Linked DNA regions of Homo sapiens: region 2 is linked to region 1. A link is a loop called in an ENCODE intact Hi-C map of the cell type or tissue named here. Cell type or tissue: B cell. All regions are shown on one strand. Each heading gives the region's core, and the rest is flanking DNA. Links, peaks and the distances in the headings are about the cores only. Region 1 has its middle 85 kb from the start of CPSF6. Region 2 overlaps FRS2 (fibroblast growth factor receptor substrate 2).

Region 1 (8,338 bases), core at 34-8,033:
TAAGCTTTTAAGAAACACTTATTAGATTACAATGTGGGCAAACAAAAATCAATAAAACACAATTCCTGTTGAGGCATTAACAGTCTGGTGAGAGAAGTAGACATTTAAACAACAGAAACAAAGACAGAAAGGTCTATACAGCAAGCTGTAAGAGCCGAGTGGAAGGAGCCACTAACTCTGTGGGAATGAGAGTCATAGAGGGCTCAAGAGAAATGTCCCCAAGATTAGAAATAAGGTTACACTGACAGCAAAACCAGTAGGAGTTAATTCACAGTGGATAAGACCAGACATCAGGAAAAAATATCCAATATGTTGTCTATAAATATGTGTAACTGCGGGCGAGGTGCAGTGGTTTACGCCTGTAATTTCAGCACTTTGGGAGGCCAAGGCGGGCAGATCACCTGAGGTCAGGAGTTCCAGATCAGCCTGACCAACAAGGCGAAACCCCGTCACTACTAAAAATACAAAACTTAGCTGGCCCCAGTGGCTCACGCCTGTAATCCCAGCACTTTGGGAGGCCAGGGCAGGCGATCACTTGAGGTCAGGAGTTCAAGACCAGCTGGCCAACATGGTGAAACCCCCATCTCTACTAAAAATACAAAAAATTAGCCAGGCATGGTGGCAGGCGCCTATAATCCCAGCTACTCGGGAGACTGAGGCAGGAGAATCGCTTGAACCTAGGAGGCAGAGGTTGCAGTGAGCTGAGATGGAGCCACTGCACTCCAGCCTGGGCGACTGAGTGAGACTCCGTCTCAAAACAAAACAAAACAAAACAAACAAAGAAAAAAAGAATAAATAAATAAATAAATGAAGTTTAACTGCTGAAGCCCTTCAATGGCTCTCTAGTTCCTGGGAAGAAGTTCAAACTTCTTGCCATGACCTTCCATTATTCTTGCTTACTTTTCCAATTTTGTCTCACATTCCCGGTGACTGATAAGCACGTCAGAGTTTGAGAATCACATGGGGTAATAAATGAGAGACCTTAGTAGAGAGCCTGGCCCTTCTACCAGTTCCAGTCTTTTGGCTTCAGACAATTTTCTACCTCGGCTTTGTGATGCTGAGGCTCGGACTCCGGAAGCCGCGTTTCTGCTCAGCCTGCTGGCTCGCTGCTAGGCTCTGCCTCCAGGGGGCACTCGAGGGAGGCTGCAAGGCTGGAGGAGGGAAGGGACTTCCTCCTCCCCGTAGGCTTCTGTTTCAGAGAGCATCAGACCACAAAGCTGTTTCTGCCTGCAACCTGCAGGTCCTTTTTCTGGTAGCCATGGAATCCAGTTTTTCCAACATCTGCAGAACCAGCTTTCTGGTGCCCGCCTTAGAGACCCCAGCACCAGCCAAGCAGGCTGAGACCCCAGAAGGGGTCTGAGGGGTTAAATGTCACCTCTTCTACTTTTCTAAGTTTTAATAATTTCAGTCCCTTCTCTTCCTTCCCCTAGCCCTAGGGGTGGTAGCTGCTTCCTACCCTTGTTTCTTTTGTGATACCTACCTTAGGGCAGTGATTCCTGACCAGTGGCAAGTTTGCTTCCCAGGGGACGTTTGGCAAAAGCTGGAGTTGTTTTTTTTTTTTTTTTTTTTTTTTTTTGAGATGTAGTTTCGCTCTGTCGCCCAGGCTGGAGTGCAGTGATGTGATCTAGGCTCACTGCAGTCTCTGCCTCCCAGGTTCAAGCGATTCCCTGGGCTTCAGCCTCCCGAGTGGCTCAGATTACAGGCGCTCGCCACCATGCCCAGTGAATTTTTGTATTTTTAGTAGAGACAGGGTTTCATCACGTTAACCATGCTGGTCTTGAACTCCTGATCTCAGGTGATCCTCCCACCTCGGCCTCCCAAAAAGCTGGGATTACAGGCGGGAACAACCGCGCCTGGCCAGGAGAGATTTTTGGTTGTCACAATTTGGTGGAGGTGAGGGGTATACTACTGGCACCTACTGGGTGGAGGCCAGGGATACTGCTAAACATCCTACATTGCACAGGACAGCACCCACAACAGTTATTCAGCTCAAGACACCAATAGTGTCAAGGTTGAGAAACCCTGTTTTAGAGTCTTTTTTACAGTTTCTGTTAAACATTTTATACACAGTTAAATTTTACACAGTTAACAAGTCTTTATATTAGATTTTCTCTGATCAAATAACTGTTGTGATTTTGACTAAACGCTGATTGATTCAGCAGTTTTTTGTTTTCGTTTTTTGAGACAGGGCCTTGCTATGTCACACAAGCTGGAGTGCAGAGGCGTCACCACTGCCCACTGCAGCCTTGATCTCCCAAGCCCAAGCCCAAGCCCAAGCCATCCTCCCGCCTCAGCCTCTGGAGTAGCTGGGACTACAGGCACAAGGCACCACAGCCAGCTAATTTTTTTTGATTTTCAGGTGAAACTAGGTCTCACTGTGTTGCCCAGGCTGGTCTTGAACTTTGGGGCTCAAGCGATCCTCCTGCCTTGGCCTCCCAAAGTGCTGGGATTATAGGCGTGAGCCACCATGCCCAGCCTGACTCAGCTTTCAGGCTGAAGACATCTATGGTTGAAACTAAAAAATATGATGAACTTTAAATGAGTTAAATCTTCATGTATCATGATAGTAATTAAATAGTGTTTCAAATGTCTACAACTGATGAATCAAGAGGTAGTGGTGAGACTTTTGGGGTGGGTCCTGGAAGGAATGGAACAAAGGATTATTGCCTTTTGTTGTAAGCTATTTTGCAAAATCCATGCTCATGTATTATTTTGATTAAAATATTTTAAGAAAAAATCGTGCTATATATGTACTAATCTATAAATACTACACAACTGAAGCCTCAAGCTGGTGGTTGACAGATATGTTTTGTTTGGCCTTCATTGTATTTTTTTGAGGGGGGTGCTAATATTGCAAAAATATAACATTTTACATAAAAGTCCTTTTTTTTTCTTACAAAGAGATTTGGCAATAAAGAACTCTTATTTGCATATGGCAACAAGCGGCTATGCTTGAGTGTCAGCCCACTTTAGACAAGGTATGTGCTTTCCATTTTGTCACAGTCCCCACCACTCCCTGCTATATTCCTCAGTATTCTTGCCCAGGGCTTGCTTTCTTCATTTAGGCTACTGGCTTGCCCTTCTAGGCACTGGAGTTTGCAATGAAGTGGAATTTTCCACTTCAAGTGGAAAAGTGCATAGTGACTAAAAACGAGAGTTGTACAAATAGGAAAAACCAAAAATGTGCCAAGAGACTCACAAAGTGATAACCTGATGGGCTTCCCATGGTCCAGGGTCTGACCTTGCAGGTGACAGTATGTGATTTTATTCAGTTGATTGTAGTTAGGGATGTTGACTTACACTATTGAAGTTCCACAGAGATTGAAATTTAAGTAAGAATGACAGTTTATTAATTTACAAAGGAAATGTAAAAACAAAAGAGACTAGATACTTGAGCCTCCTTGCCAGTAGATTCTCTCCTTCATGATAACTTCCAATTTTTGCTCATTTTATAAGATAATAAGGAAAAAAGGCAATAAAATATGTAAATAATTTCAGTAATCGGTAAAAAAGGGCATTGATAAACTATTGGATGGCAGGCAGCGCCACCTTGTGGTAGCTTCAAGTGTCCCCTGGAAACCTGAGGGAAGGAAGGTCACATGCAGCCTATGAAATGGTGGCTTGAGTTGTCTTTGTGATATGTCAAAGTGTAGTTTGTGTAACGCACGCGGGAAAATCGAGGACTACTTCTACTTTTTGTTTTGTGTCAACATTTTTTTTTTTAGCTCTGTTAATGCCCTCACTCAGGTCAAGTCTTGCTGGCCTCAAAACCATTTTTTCTCTCTGAGACGACTGCATATCTCTGAGCAGTTAATGTAATATGTTTGTATCTCAGAAAGGAAATGTATTTCCAAGTGCTTGGGGGACAATTTACCAACTCTCCTGTGTACAGCCCACGTGGCTTCCTACTATGCTGAGTCCAGGAAGTGGGTGCTAGGCCAGCACTCCTGTGTTGCTGTTGGAGGCCATACCCTGCCAACTCCCCTTCTTCCTGGGTCTCTTGAATAATTCTTGTGGTTTTGTGCTGCCATCTCTCACCTTCAAGGGCTACCTGAGGCCTGCTTCTCTCTGAGGGACATTTCCATCTCTTGTCTCCTTTGCTTCATTTTGGGCAGTTGAATTCCCTGTATCATCCGCATCGTGATTTTTCAAAAGATGCCCAGCTACCTGTGCTGCTGCCTCCAATTTCTTTTCTGCCAGTGGCTCCTTAACGTAGCCAAGAAAGCATGTGTCCCTGCTATTTCACCAAATTTACTTTTATCAAGATCACCAGTGACCCCCATGTTGCTAAATCAAATGGTCAATTTTTATCTCCAATTTGACCTATCAGCAGCATTTGACGCAGTTACCACTCCTCTTCCTTGAGACTTTACACTTGACTTTCAGGATACCACAATGTCTTCATTTTCCTTTTATCTTACTGGAGGTTTCTTATTGGCCTCCTTTGGTTCTTCCTCTTATCCCCAATCTCTTAAAGTTGGAGTGTTTCAGAGATTGGACCTTGGTCTTCTCTTTTGACCACATGTCCTTGGTGATCTCATTCAGTACTGTGCCTTTAATAGCATTAACAATTTGCTTGGCCTAGAGCGGTGGCTCACGCCTGTAATCCCAGCACTTTGGGAGGCCGAGGGGGCAGATCACCTGACGTTGGGAGTTCGAGATCAGCCTGACTAACATGGAGAAACCCCATCTCTACTAAAAATACAAAATTAGCCAGGCATGGTGGCACATGCCTGTAATCCCAGCTACTCAGGAGACTGAAGCTGTGCATGTCTATGTGCTCTGCACTTGAGGTGTCCGTTTCTGTTCAGATCTGGTGTGGCAGGTCTCAAACTGGACTGAAACTCTTTGCTGCATTTGGCCTTTGATCATCTGCCCTAAGAAGGGAGCCCACCTCTGACCTGCTCCTAGTGTCCCTGCTGTCTCCTTTCCAGGCTCCCGCTCCCGACTTTTCCAGGCATGTGGTGGGGCCAGTGTCTCAAGGAAGGCCCCAAACCCTTGCTGGGGCAAACTCCGTCCTACTCCAGAAACAAAAATCAATTGGCCTTCACGCCAGTCGGACACAATATTCCTGTTTAGATGCAGACTCACCTCACACAGCGTGGTGCTGCCATGAATTTTCCTATCACAGTAAAACAGGACGCCTGCTCAGTGAGGAGGGTGAGTGCACTGTTCTTCATGAGTCACAAGGAGAAATGCACTTAATCATTCTCTCTCTCTCTCTTTTTTTTTTTTTTTTGAGACAGAGTCTCACTCTGTAGCTCAGGCTGGAATGCAGAGGTGCAATCTCTCTCACTGCAACCTCTGCCTCCTGGGTTCAAGGGATTCTCCCACTTCAGGCTCCTGAGTAGCTGGGATTACAGGTGCGCACCGCCAGTCCTGGCTAATTTTTGTATTTTTAGTAGAGACAGAGTTTCGCCATATTGTCCAGGCTGGTCTAGAACTCCTGGGCTCAAGTGATCTGCCCACCTCAGCCTCCCAAAGTGCTGGGATTACAGGCTTGAGCCACCACGCCCAGCTCAATCATTCTTTAGTTTGAGAATTTTGCTCCATTATTATATAAATAATGAACATGATTAATGAAGAATATGGAACATTTTGGGCATTGTAGAGGAATGTTAGGAAAAATTATACCGAGAGTTTTGACTCATTTAAATTCTACGTTAATTTAACACTTCTACCCACAGGTTTCTGCACACTTGTGCATGCTCTAATTATTTTCCATAAATGTATTCTGTAGTGTGGGACAGTCTCTGACAGAGTTTCTCCTATATTTGTCTCCTCTGGCTTGTATGTCGACACTTCCCACTTCAATTCTATGCCCCAGCAATTGATGTCATTTAAATAAGTGCCATTTAGTATCTCAAATATTCCATGTTTTTTCTCACTTCTGATACTTCTTATTATGCCTGAAATAGTGCCGTCACTCCTTTCCACCTCTAACCGTTAGTTGGGTAATTTCTACCAATCATCCACATTTCCATCCAGTGGTGTGGAAAGATTTTTAAACCTCATGTCCGGAGCAGGGGGCGGACTTTATGTGCTCTCATAGCCAGAGCTTCCCAGAGTGTGTCCACCAATGACTGCATTAAAACATCACTGGAAACCCAACTGCTTACATAACTGGATATGAAAATCTGCTCCAGGTCTACCAAAGCAAATAACACTCTTTTTTTGGAGATAACGGTGTCATTCTGTCACCCAGGCTGGAGGGCAGTGGCACCATCATAGCTCACTGCAACTTCAAACTCCTGGGCTTAAATAATCCTCCCACCTCAGCCTCCCAAGTAGCTGGGAACACAGGCACACACCACCATGCCCAGCTAATGTTTATGACTTGATTTGTAAAATTTTAAATTTTAAATAGAGATAAATTCTCCCTGTGTTGCCCAGGCTGGTCTTGAACTCTTGGCCTCAAGTGATCCTCCTCACTTGGCCTCCCAAAGTGCTTGGGATTATAGTGGTGAGCCACTGTGTCCAGCCTTGTAGTGTTTTATTTTTTAAGTGTTGTAATGGATGTACCAGTGTTTAATATATCAGTCTTTAAAAAAATAGTTTAAACATCTGTTTTTCCTCACCCCTCACTGAGTACATTGAAAATAGTACAAGTTAAAGCACATGTCTTGTTCTCATCATGTCCATGGCATTCTATACTTCCCCTCCCTTGGCGTTGACCACAATGGGCTATATCTTAATTGCTTGTGTTCTTGTCTGTTTCTCCCAGTGGACTGTGAACTCTTAAGGGCAGGGACTGTTTATTCTTCACTGTTGTATCCCTAGCCTCAAGCCTGATGCTAACACAGAATTTGTGTTCAATAAAAATTTATTGAATGGGCGGGTGGATGGAGGAATATAGGGTAGCCTGATGTCCTCAAAGCAGCCAGCTAACCAGTGCCTACATTCCAACCCGTAAGTTTCCACCACTGACTTACCCTCTTCAACCCGTTTCCTCTTAAAAAAAAAAAAAGTCTCAACGGGCTATTTAAGTGATATGTCCCACAGGGAACACACTCAAATGGCAAAGTCTCACCCGCAGCTGTAATTCCCTAAGTAAACAGCTCTCCTGGGAGGTTCGTAGTCTCAGGTAACTCTGCTGAGTGACTTTGGAGAGCAAGGTAGAAATATTCCCATTTATTCATTATCTACCATGTGCCTAGAACTATCCCAGGCACTTTTATATGTAATACTCTCATTTAATTCTCACAACAATCCTCTAAGGTAGGTATTACTCTCCCCATTTATGCAGATGAGAGAGACTCAGAGAAAGGATAGACCTTGATCAAGCTGCATGCAGAGGAGGAGGCCAGGCTCGGGTCTGTCCAACCCCACAGCCCAGGAACGTTCCTTCTACCATGTGTTCCATGCCAGTGCACAATGCTGTTAGAGATGTAGAATGTTTTGACCTGAAAGGACTCTCACAGGTTGTCCCATGCAATCTACTTCTTGTGATTGAAATAATTTTCCTTAAAAAAAGAAAAGAACTTTGGACTATGTCTCTTGCCAAATAGAATTCTGCAAATTGTGATTTTGCCAAGAGAAACAAAGAACATTCAATTATCCTTAAAGTCTGTCATTGATTGAGTAACTCTTAAAATTAGCCAGGAACATTTTTGGATGTACTGGATAAGTGGGGCATGCCCTGCCATTTTACGTACCTGCAACATGAATTCTGGCTTGGTTTCCTATGGCACAGGGATTACTTTCGTTCATCTCCAAGTGTGGCTCACCAGCCTGCTTTACCACCATGTCTGCTGCCAGGTCAACTCATTTACTTATTAATTGACATTTATTGCACACTTGTTATTTGCCAAGGCCAGGGCTGGGGATTTAATGTGAATTATCTCAGTTAATCCTAACCGTGACTCTATGAAGAAAGTAATATAATTAATTTTATTTTGTCTTTGGGAAAAAAGTAACTTGCTCACAGAGACCATAATTGGTGGACCTGGATTGGGATTCCAGATCAGTGTGAATCCAGAATGAGTGTCTTCACCATGACTTTATGAACCTGCCCCACAGGCAACATTGCAGTCACATGCTGTGACACAGACGCATTGCACACTGGGCAGTTCAAATTATTAGCATTTCCTGGCAGTTTGAATTGCAAGTGACAGGTTGACTTATTGTTGTTGTTTCAGTAAAAGAGCTATACTTTTGTTGCTGTTGTTGAGACAGAGTTTTGCTCTGTCAGCCAGGCTGGAGTGCAGTGGTGTGATCTCAGCTCACTGCAGCCTCAACCTCCTGGGATCAAACAATCCTCCCACCTCAGCCTCCCTAGTAGCTAGGACTACAGGTGTGTACCATCACACCCAGTTAATTTTTTTTTATGTTTTGTAGA
Region 2 (8,338 bases), core at 304-8,303, 420 kb before region 1:
TTTCATGGAAATCGAAGGATAATCAAAGATCCAGCTACAAGTAAAAGGACAGCAGAGCTGAGGAACACTAGAGTGGGCAGAGTACAACTGCAGCGTGTAGCTGGGGGAATTACTGCTAAAGTGCTGGGGAAGAGTGCCCACAGAGACAACACGGTACACCTTGAGGGAACTTTGCATGTTAAAAGTAGCTTCCTTTTTTTCTCAGTTTGCTAAAGAGATCACCTATGGACACAAGCAAATTTAGAATTGGAGAATGTTTTTATCAACTTGAAAAGTAAACAGCTTATAAATAAATACTGGACAAGGGCAACCCTGTTACAGACTAACAGTAAGTTCCAAATGAACCTTCAAAACCATAATTTGACAAAAATGCAAACTAAACAACAATGAACACATAATCCAATTTCAAAACTATATACAAACTCAAACATTTTAAATTGAAAAGGACATAAGGCAACAAAATAAGACATCCCAAACACCAAAGAAAAAAACTGAAGATAAATGGAAACCTAATGGCACAAATGCCTCCAGAAAACAATGTGTTGTCAACAATCTATAGGAGAAAAACTTTCAGGAGATTGTGGTTCAGATTTTCAAATGTTTTTGGGTAAAGTGACCTGAGACTGATTCTTGAGCCTATTATAATTTTAAGATATCTGGACATGCCCTTCAAATGACATCATGAGATGAGTAAATAGAAAATCTTGTCTCCTTCCTGCCTTTCAGTGCACCAACAGCAAAGCACACTCATGGACACAGGCCGCTTTCTAGTAACACTGAAGGCAAAGGAGCTGACTGGTGTAAGAGGAGGTGCGGTACTTCTGTTTCCTTTACATATGTTTTGGCTCAAGTCAAAAAGCCATTAATTAATGAAATAAAGGATTCCTCATGTTACATGCTGGAGGCCACATACTGTGAACACTGAATCTACGAGCATTACTTTCAAAGCCTATAGTTACCTGTTAGCAATGTACATTGTCAAGAGGCTTTATAAAAAGTTTTAAAAGCCAACCATGACTTAGACATGAAAGGTATGCGTTAAGTCCAGAATATTGATAAAAATCAACCAGCATGTCATTTACTTCAACTCTCATTTTAAATAGGCACTGTGAAAACGGGAATGCTGCTGTACAACGAGTAGTATATAATGAAATTAGTGTTCTTTAAGGAGTACCTGCTCTACATTAATTCCCTTTAGTTAAAGATGCACATGAAATATTCAGAAAAAAATTTTATCAGTCTATAAAAGGAGTTAGTGTTTAGAAATGAAAATGAAGCACTTGCATCTTCATTTTTAAAAACTTCACAAAGGTGCAAACAACACAATGCTTTCCAGGCTCACATGGGCAGATCAGTACTATTGTGTCTAGTTTTCCTAGATGTACCATCATCTCGTGGCAGTGCTTTCTGCAAATTTGACATAGCAGCAGTTCTCTCGATGTCTATCACGGCATACAGCTCTGTGCGCCTGGTAGGGGTTTGTGGAAGGGGAGTTGTAGGCGTTTTTGGAGTCTGAGGGTTGTCAGAGTCACTGCCACCTTCCAAGTCAACCTGTATGTAATTAAGCTGCCTGTGTTCTAAACTTGGGCGTCTGATATCAAAGTTAAAGACTGTTGGTGTACAGTCCCGACGCCTTGAATATTCTATTTTGTGAGCACTTGCTGGCACTGTTACATTCTCTGTATTTACATAGTTATGCATTGGATCTAGATTATTATGGTAGCCATTTAGAGATGGGGTCTTTGGTCCTAAATTGTCATCTTCATCCCTACTTAGCTTGCGGGCTTCCCAAACAGGAGGCAAAGATGGTAGATTTTCATAGTTTAATAATGCAGTTCTTCTCTGAGCTGAGTTGTTGATATTCTGGGTATCTGAGGTACTGGTGGATGTCAGACGACCTCTCCTGACCCCTGAGGCACTAGGGATAGATAGCCCATTTATATTTTCATACACCAGTTTGTTAACAGAGGGTGCATCTCTTCGTTCATCACTGTCATAGCCAGTGTCCCATTCTGTGTTATTTGCTCCACTTCCACTAACTTGATCTCTTCCAAGTTGCTCCAGTTTCTCTTTTTCCATTAACTGCTTTTGAACAGGGGTTGGCCCTAAAACAAATTTGACTCCTTCAGGTTCAAGAAGAATCTGAGGATCCCTGTCCTCAATACTACTTGGTTCTTCTTTTGGTGTGCTGCTTTCAGCGTTAGAAACCCTCGCCTCCAATGGAACATGCACACTTGTGCGGTTTTTCCGCTCTTCTTGCACACCTGTAGTGTTGACATAGGTATGTACCTAAAACAAAACAGAAAGTGAATTAGTTAACTTACTTAAAAAAACAAAACTGAAAAAAAGCCTGACCACATCAGTTAATTTTATTGACAACAGTTAACTGTATTAACTTTCTCTCCAAATGTACTCTTACTTCAAAACTTTTGCACCTGTTTTTTTATTAATAAAAAGGTGGAAAGAGAAGGAGAAATGTAGAAATGTCTTCCTAATTTGATAAAAGAATAACGACTTCAAAATAACACGCAGGCTGGGCGCAGTGGCCCATGCCTGTAATCCCAGCACTCTGGGACACTGAAGCGGGTGGATCACTTGAGGGTAGGAGTTCGAGACCATCCTGGCCAACATGGTGAAACCCCGTCCCTACTAAAAATACAAAAATTAGCTGGGCATGGTGGTGAGCGCCTGTAATCCTAGCTACTCTGGAGGCTGAGGCACATGAATCATTTGAACCCGGGAGGCAGAGGTTGCAGTGAGCCGAGATTACACCATTACATTATCAGCCTGGGCAACAGAGTGAGGCTCCATCTCAAAAAATAAAATAAAATAACATGCAACATTATATTTGATTGTTAAACATGATAAATATTATGTAAAAAATAAAAATCAGGAACAAAATAGGGATTATCATTTTGCTGCTGTTTTAGAGGTTCTCAAAGCATTAAAACATGATCCAGAAATAAATAACGACTTTGAAAAGAGATAAGTTTATCCTTATTTACTGATGATCTGAATGTATAAGAAGATTAACTCCACTAGATTTAATAAGAGTTCTGTAAAATGCATATATATAAAATAAATGCCACCAAGTAAGAAATTATCACTATTTAGAAAAGCTTAATAGTATTTTGGGGAGATAATATAAAAATATTTACAAGGGTCGGGCACAGTGGCTCACGCCTGTAATCCCAACACTTTGGGAGGCCGGGGCAGGCAGATCACTTGAGGTCAGGAGTTCAAAACCAGCCTGGCCAACATGGTGAAACCCGGTCTCTACTAAAAATATGAAACAATTAGCTGGATGTGGTGGCCTGCGCCTGTAATCCCAGCTACCTGGGAGGCTGAGGCAGGAGAGCTGCTTGAACCCGGGAGGTGGAGGTTGCAGTGAGCTGAGATCATGCCACTGCACTCCAGCCTGGGCGACAGACCAAGACTCATGTAATTACAGTAAATAATATAACAACTCATTATGTAAAGAACACAAAGAAACTGATTTTAAAAACACTAAAAACTTTTTAATGTGACATATGGTTTACAAAACATAAGTATAACTAATTAATACAGAGGTTCCAACCAGATACTTCATTCCACACATGAAAACTAGCATACTCGGGAACACTAAATAACTCCATAACATTAACAGCAAAATCTACCTTCCTACTCGTAGTTCACTGACTATAATGGCTAAAATATGAAAAGCAGCATAAACTCTTAATCCATTGGACATTCTTATAATGGGAACTGACCATTAGTTATGCCTTTCTTAATCTATAGATGTACCTCTTCTGTGAACCCACAAGCTACTGTAATGGTAAGTTCCCCTGAATACCCGCATATATTTGAGCATAAACCAGCAAATATATGCTATCTCCTCTGATTGTTCACTACAAAAGTAATTTACAAACAGATAAAGTTAAACTTCAAGCTGAATAAAATCTTCCAGTATTAGCACAGTGATACCCTAACTCTGAACAATCATTATTGCTGTTACACAGTAGCACATGCTTACTTGTTCCTCAGCCACAAGCAAAGGATGTGTAGATTCTTCCCCTACTGAAGGCAGGCGAGCACTTCCCACAGAAGGATGTCTGCTTGACGGATGGGATGAAGCATCTCCAAATGAGGGATATCGGGGATATCCATTAGGTAAGTTCTGAGCAGCAAATCCTGGAGCTGAGTTTTTGTTTATTGGTTTAAGGAAAAGGGGGGCGGGGCAGAGAGAATAAAAATGAGTAAGAATCGAATCTGTACTGAGGATTATAGGAGGTCTTTCTGCCAAGACAGCAGAAATCAGAGCACAAATAGTATTACCCCCAACTCCATATTTTACCTAATATGAAATACTGAATGTTTTCATTTTTTAAATATTTGAAGTACTTAGAACTACGGCTGTGTTTTTTTGTTCTGTTTTGTTTTGTTTTGTTTTTGAGACGGAGTCTTGCTATGTCGCCCAGGCTGGAATGCAGTGGCATGATCTCAGTTCACTGCAAGCTCCACCTCCCGGGTTCATGCTATTCTCCTGCCTCAGCCTCCCGAGTAGCTGGGATTACAGGTGCCCACCACCACGCCCGGCTAATTTTTTTGTATTTTTTTAGTAGAGATGGAGGTTCACAGTGTTAGCCAAGATGGTCTCGATCTCCTGACCTAGTGATCTGCCCGCCTCAGCCTCCCAAAGTGCTGGGATTACAGGCGTGAGCCACTGCGCCCGGCCTACAGCTGTTTTTAAAAACTGACAACCATTATACTTCTGTTATCCAGTGGTGATTTCTAGTGTGTTATTGATTAAATACCCACAATCTATAGCTTACAACTAAACGTCTGTTATTCAAAATGTGAAAGGGAAAAGGGGTACTTACTTGTAGGTGTTCGAGGTGTTCTAGGGACTTCCAATTCTGTCTGATGATTATTTCTTTCTACAACTGGCTCTTCCACCACATTTATACTATTATTTTGCATAATCTCTTGCAACATGTTAAATAATTCTTCTGCACGGGCACACTTAAAGGCAAAGATTCCTACAAATATAAACCAAAAGGGAAAAATAGTTAACATACCTTTAAAAAAAACTATAGGAACACTTGACAAACAGCAGAATTGTAAAGTAAGCATTCTACGCACCGAGTCAGAAATCCCTTTTAAATAAATATCTGATAAATTAATGATTATTCTCTGTTTCAAAACAAACCCCCGCCAAAAGTTCACAGAATAATTTTCATTCATCTAAGGGAGATGGCCCAAAATAAAGCTAATGAAATCAAGACCTGCGCACTTACGCTAGTCTGTTTCTTAACAGCAGGGGGAGCCCAACTCACTATTCCAAGGTGATCATTTGCCATGTAACAGGCCCCTTGGAAAGTCCCTAGGTGTTTTCCAATTGTTATCTTGTTTAATTATTACAATAATTAAAAGATAGGTATTACCATTTCCCTTTTATAGAGAAGAAATTTAACATTCAATGGAAGTCCTGTAACTTGTCAAGGCCATTCAAGTAGTAGGTAGTAAAAAAATCAATGATAAAGACACTTAGTCAATTTAGCTGACCCAATCATTTACTGAAAAATCTTAAAGTTGACATGAGCCAAAATTTCTCACATAGACAATGTGCTTAATAAACAGTTGATAAATTAATACACAGTATACTATATCTTTCCTTAACAATCTGTTTATTTTGGGATTTTTTTCAGAAGAAAAATATTAATTTAATCTTTGTATACAGAATAGCTGAAAAAACAATTTCAAATACAATATTTGGGAAAAAAAACAAAGGTTCTACCTTGTCCAGTTTGACACCTTCGACCACTTTCAAAAGAAAAGAGATTCGAGTCATAGCCATAGCGTCGCAGGCAGAGGTAGTGCCATTTTACTGAGTCACGTTTGCGGGTGTATAAAATCAGTTCTGTGTCTGTAAGTTCCATTATGCCAGAACCTAACTCATTCCCATCATCATCCACATTAATGACCTAAAAAAAGAAGGTGACAGTCATGCAAATATGTCACCAATTCGTCAGGAAAATGCATTGTTGCTAATTAGTTATTTGTAATTTGTTAGTTCATTCATCAACCAATGTGTGTATCAGGCATGGACTACGTAGCCGTGTAACACCCAGTTCAGATCTGTAAGAAATTTACATTCCCACTGGGGAAACAAAATGTAGAAACACAAAGTCAATACCACAAAAGTGTATGATTAATTGACAAAGGAATGCAACAGAGGCTGCAGAAGGCAGGAAGTGTGGTCTAAGGTTGTTGAGACACCTTCATTTAAGAGGAGGAGGGCCTTTAGCTGGACCGCTAGTATAAATAAATTTACGCAGAAAATAAAATCAGAGGGGAAATCTAGTGGGTCAGGAGATAAAGGGACATCATAAAGACACAATGTTAAAGCAGAACAAAAAAAGTACCTTTCAAAGACACCAAAATAGATTGGCACAGAGTTCATATGAGGAAAGGCTTTGTACTGCTGAGCTTCAGAAAACATCCAAAGACTAAGAGCAGTAGGTAACATTTAGGGAGAAGTTACTATTCCCCTGGGAGTAGGAAAAGAGCTTTACATGTATTTAACCCTCATAACAATCCTAGACTACACTGTACAAAAATGGAATTAAGACTCAGTAATAACGTAACCTGCCCAAGGTCACAAAGCTTATAAAGTGACAGACTTACACCTAGGTTTGTGTGATCAAGGCTATTCTTTGTAACAGATCGAGGTCAAATTATCAGACACAAAACAGCTATAGCAGCATTTAGCCTACAGGTAAAATAACACCACACAATTTTAGCAAAGAGGTTAGTGAATGATGAGAGAAGAAGATTAATTTGATGGTGACTACAGGATGAATCAGAGGGTGACTTGAGGTAGAGTCCAGTTAAGAAATCACACAGGCACACATGAAAATAATAACTGAAAGACAGATAGTGATGAGATTGAAAAGGCACCCCGTAAAATGGCATTTTAAAAACAGTATTACCAGAACGGTATGGCTAATTAGATACAGAGGACCGAAGGAAAACTAAAAAAAATTCCATACTGTAAGAAAATGTTGTCATCATTTATTAAATCAAGAAAGACAGGGTGGAAAGAAAGGGAAATAGAAAGGTTTGGTGATAAAAGCCAGAAATAAGATATGTTAAGTGAAATAAAAGAAGAACACCCAACTAGGCAGTAAGATATATAACTCAACCAGTTTTACTGACCTTAAACTTGTTCCGATGGTTATCTGGGACAGTGTCTTTATCTGGACAGCTACAACAGCTACCCATGGCTTCTTCAGAAGACCATGTGTGCACTACATGAAAAATAATTTGGAAAAATTTATTAGATGAAGGATACAAAAACTGTAAACAGAAAAAGACTTTAGAAATCATCTAACACAAACATTATTCTGATGCAGAAAATTAAGTCCAACAAGGTATATGGCTGCAGCTAGATTTTATACAACTAGCTAGTTGATTTTACTCAGTAATAATGAGAATAAATTTTGTGAGGCATTAATAATGTCAAACAAATCTCAAATTTCTAGTTAAATTTGCAAAGGTCACCTATTCTAAAATCATCTAAAAAAAAAACCAACTTAAGGTCTCATATATAATATTACCTAAATAATTAATTTTTGTTCAAGAGTTAATAATGAAATTAACCCTTTGTGGCTTATCAGGAATTTCATGTCCTTCTTTAAAGAGAGAGAGAGAGACAGAGAGGGACAGAGAGAGAGAGACAGAGAGAGAGAGAGAGAGACAGCCAGAGACACAGAGACAGGCAGGCAGGCAGGCAGGCAGGCAGACATTATGTTGCCCAAGGCTGGGCTCAAACTCCTGGGCTCAAGTGATCCTCCTGCCTCAGCCTCCTGAGTAGCTGGGACTACAGGACTACCAGACCTGGCTTGTTCTTTAAATAAAAAATCACCAAAGGGATGGTGAACTTCTGGCTTGGCAGGTATTTTGACTGTTGTTACTCATTGTAGTATCTTTTATGTCTCCACAAGACAAGAGTTCATTGGTAATTAAAACAAAATCAAATTTCGAATAGCGCATTGGTAAGAGAGAAAGACAACTCAAAATTAAGCAGTAAAGTAACACACAGAATACTGGCAAAACTGATATAGCATGTCTATTTAATACTCCTTTCCCATAGAAGGTTAGAGGTAAGTGGTTATATACCTGACATTGAGTGTTTAAGAACACTCCAACTGAGCAGACAAAGAAAACTCCAAAGCATCACTTACAAACAAGGGAAATAATCAGATAGAATATGACAATATATGAAAAAGGAGGAGGGAAGGAAGCACAGAAGCTACAAAACATTACAAACATAAATTTGATTGAAGCTTGTTGAAAA

Evidence for each region. Hi-C counts contacts between places; a loop is a spot of excess contacts. Peaks named below come from ENCODE experiments on the same cell type or tissue, not always from the same donor. Only the 100,000 strongest peaks of a DNase experiment are listed, where the experiment ranks them.
Region 2: it touches region 1 in a loop (20-fold over the local background); 18 of 110 quality-filtered maps call a loop at or near these places.

The regions. Positions count from the first base shown.
Region 1 is chr12:69,150,019-69,158,356 of GRCh38, reverse strand. No RefSeq gene overlaps it. Among named protein-coding and RNA genes, the nearest start is that of CPSF6, 85 kb to the left of the region's middle. In B cell, for the core only: CTCF peaks have their summits at 915, 1,114 (motif pointing right), 3,342 and 3,541 (motif pointing left); DNase peaks (open chromatin) are centred at 1,136 and 3,546; H3K4me3 peaks cover 316 bases.
Region 2 is chr12:69,567,956-69,576,293 of GRCh38, reverse strand. FRS2 (fibroblast growth factor receptor substrate 2) reads right to left here. Exons shown (of 9, transcript NM_001278356.2): 5 at 7,198-7,289; 6 at 5,777-5,963; 7 at 4,860-5,018; 8 at 4,013-4,176; 9 at 1-2,289. The coding sequence starts at 7,263. The coding sequence ends at 1,339. Among named protein-coding and RNA genes, the nearest start is that of MIR3913-2, 13 kb to the left of the region's middle. In B cell, for the core only: CTCF peaks have their summits at 5,081 and 5,281 (motif pointing right); a DNase peak (open chromatin) is centred at 5,303; H3K27ac peaks cover 2,868 bases.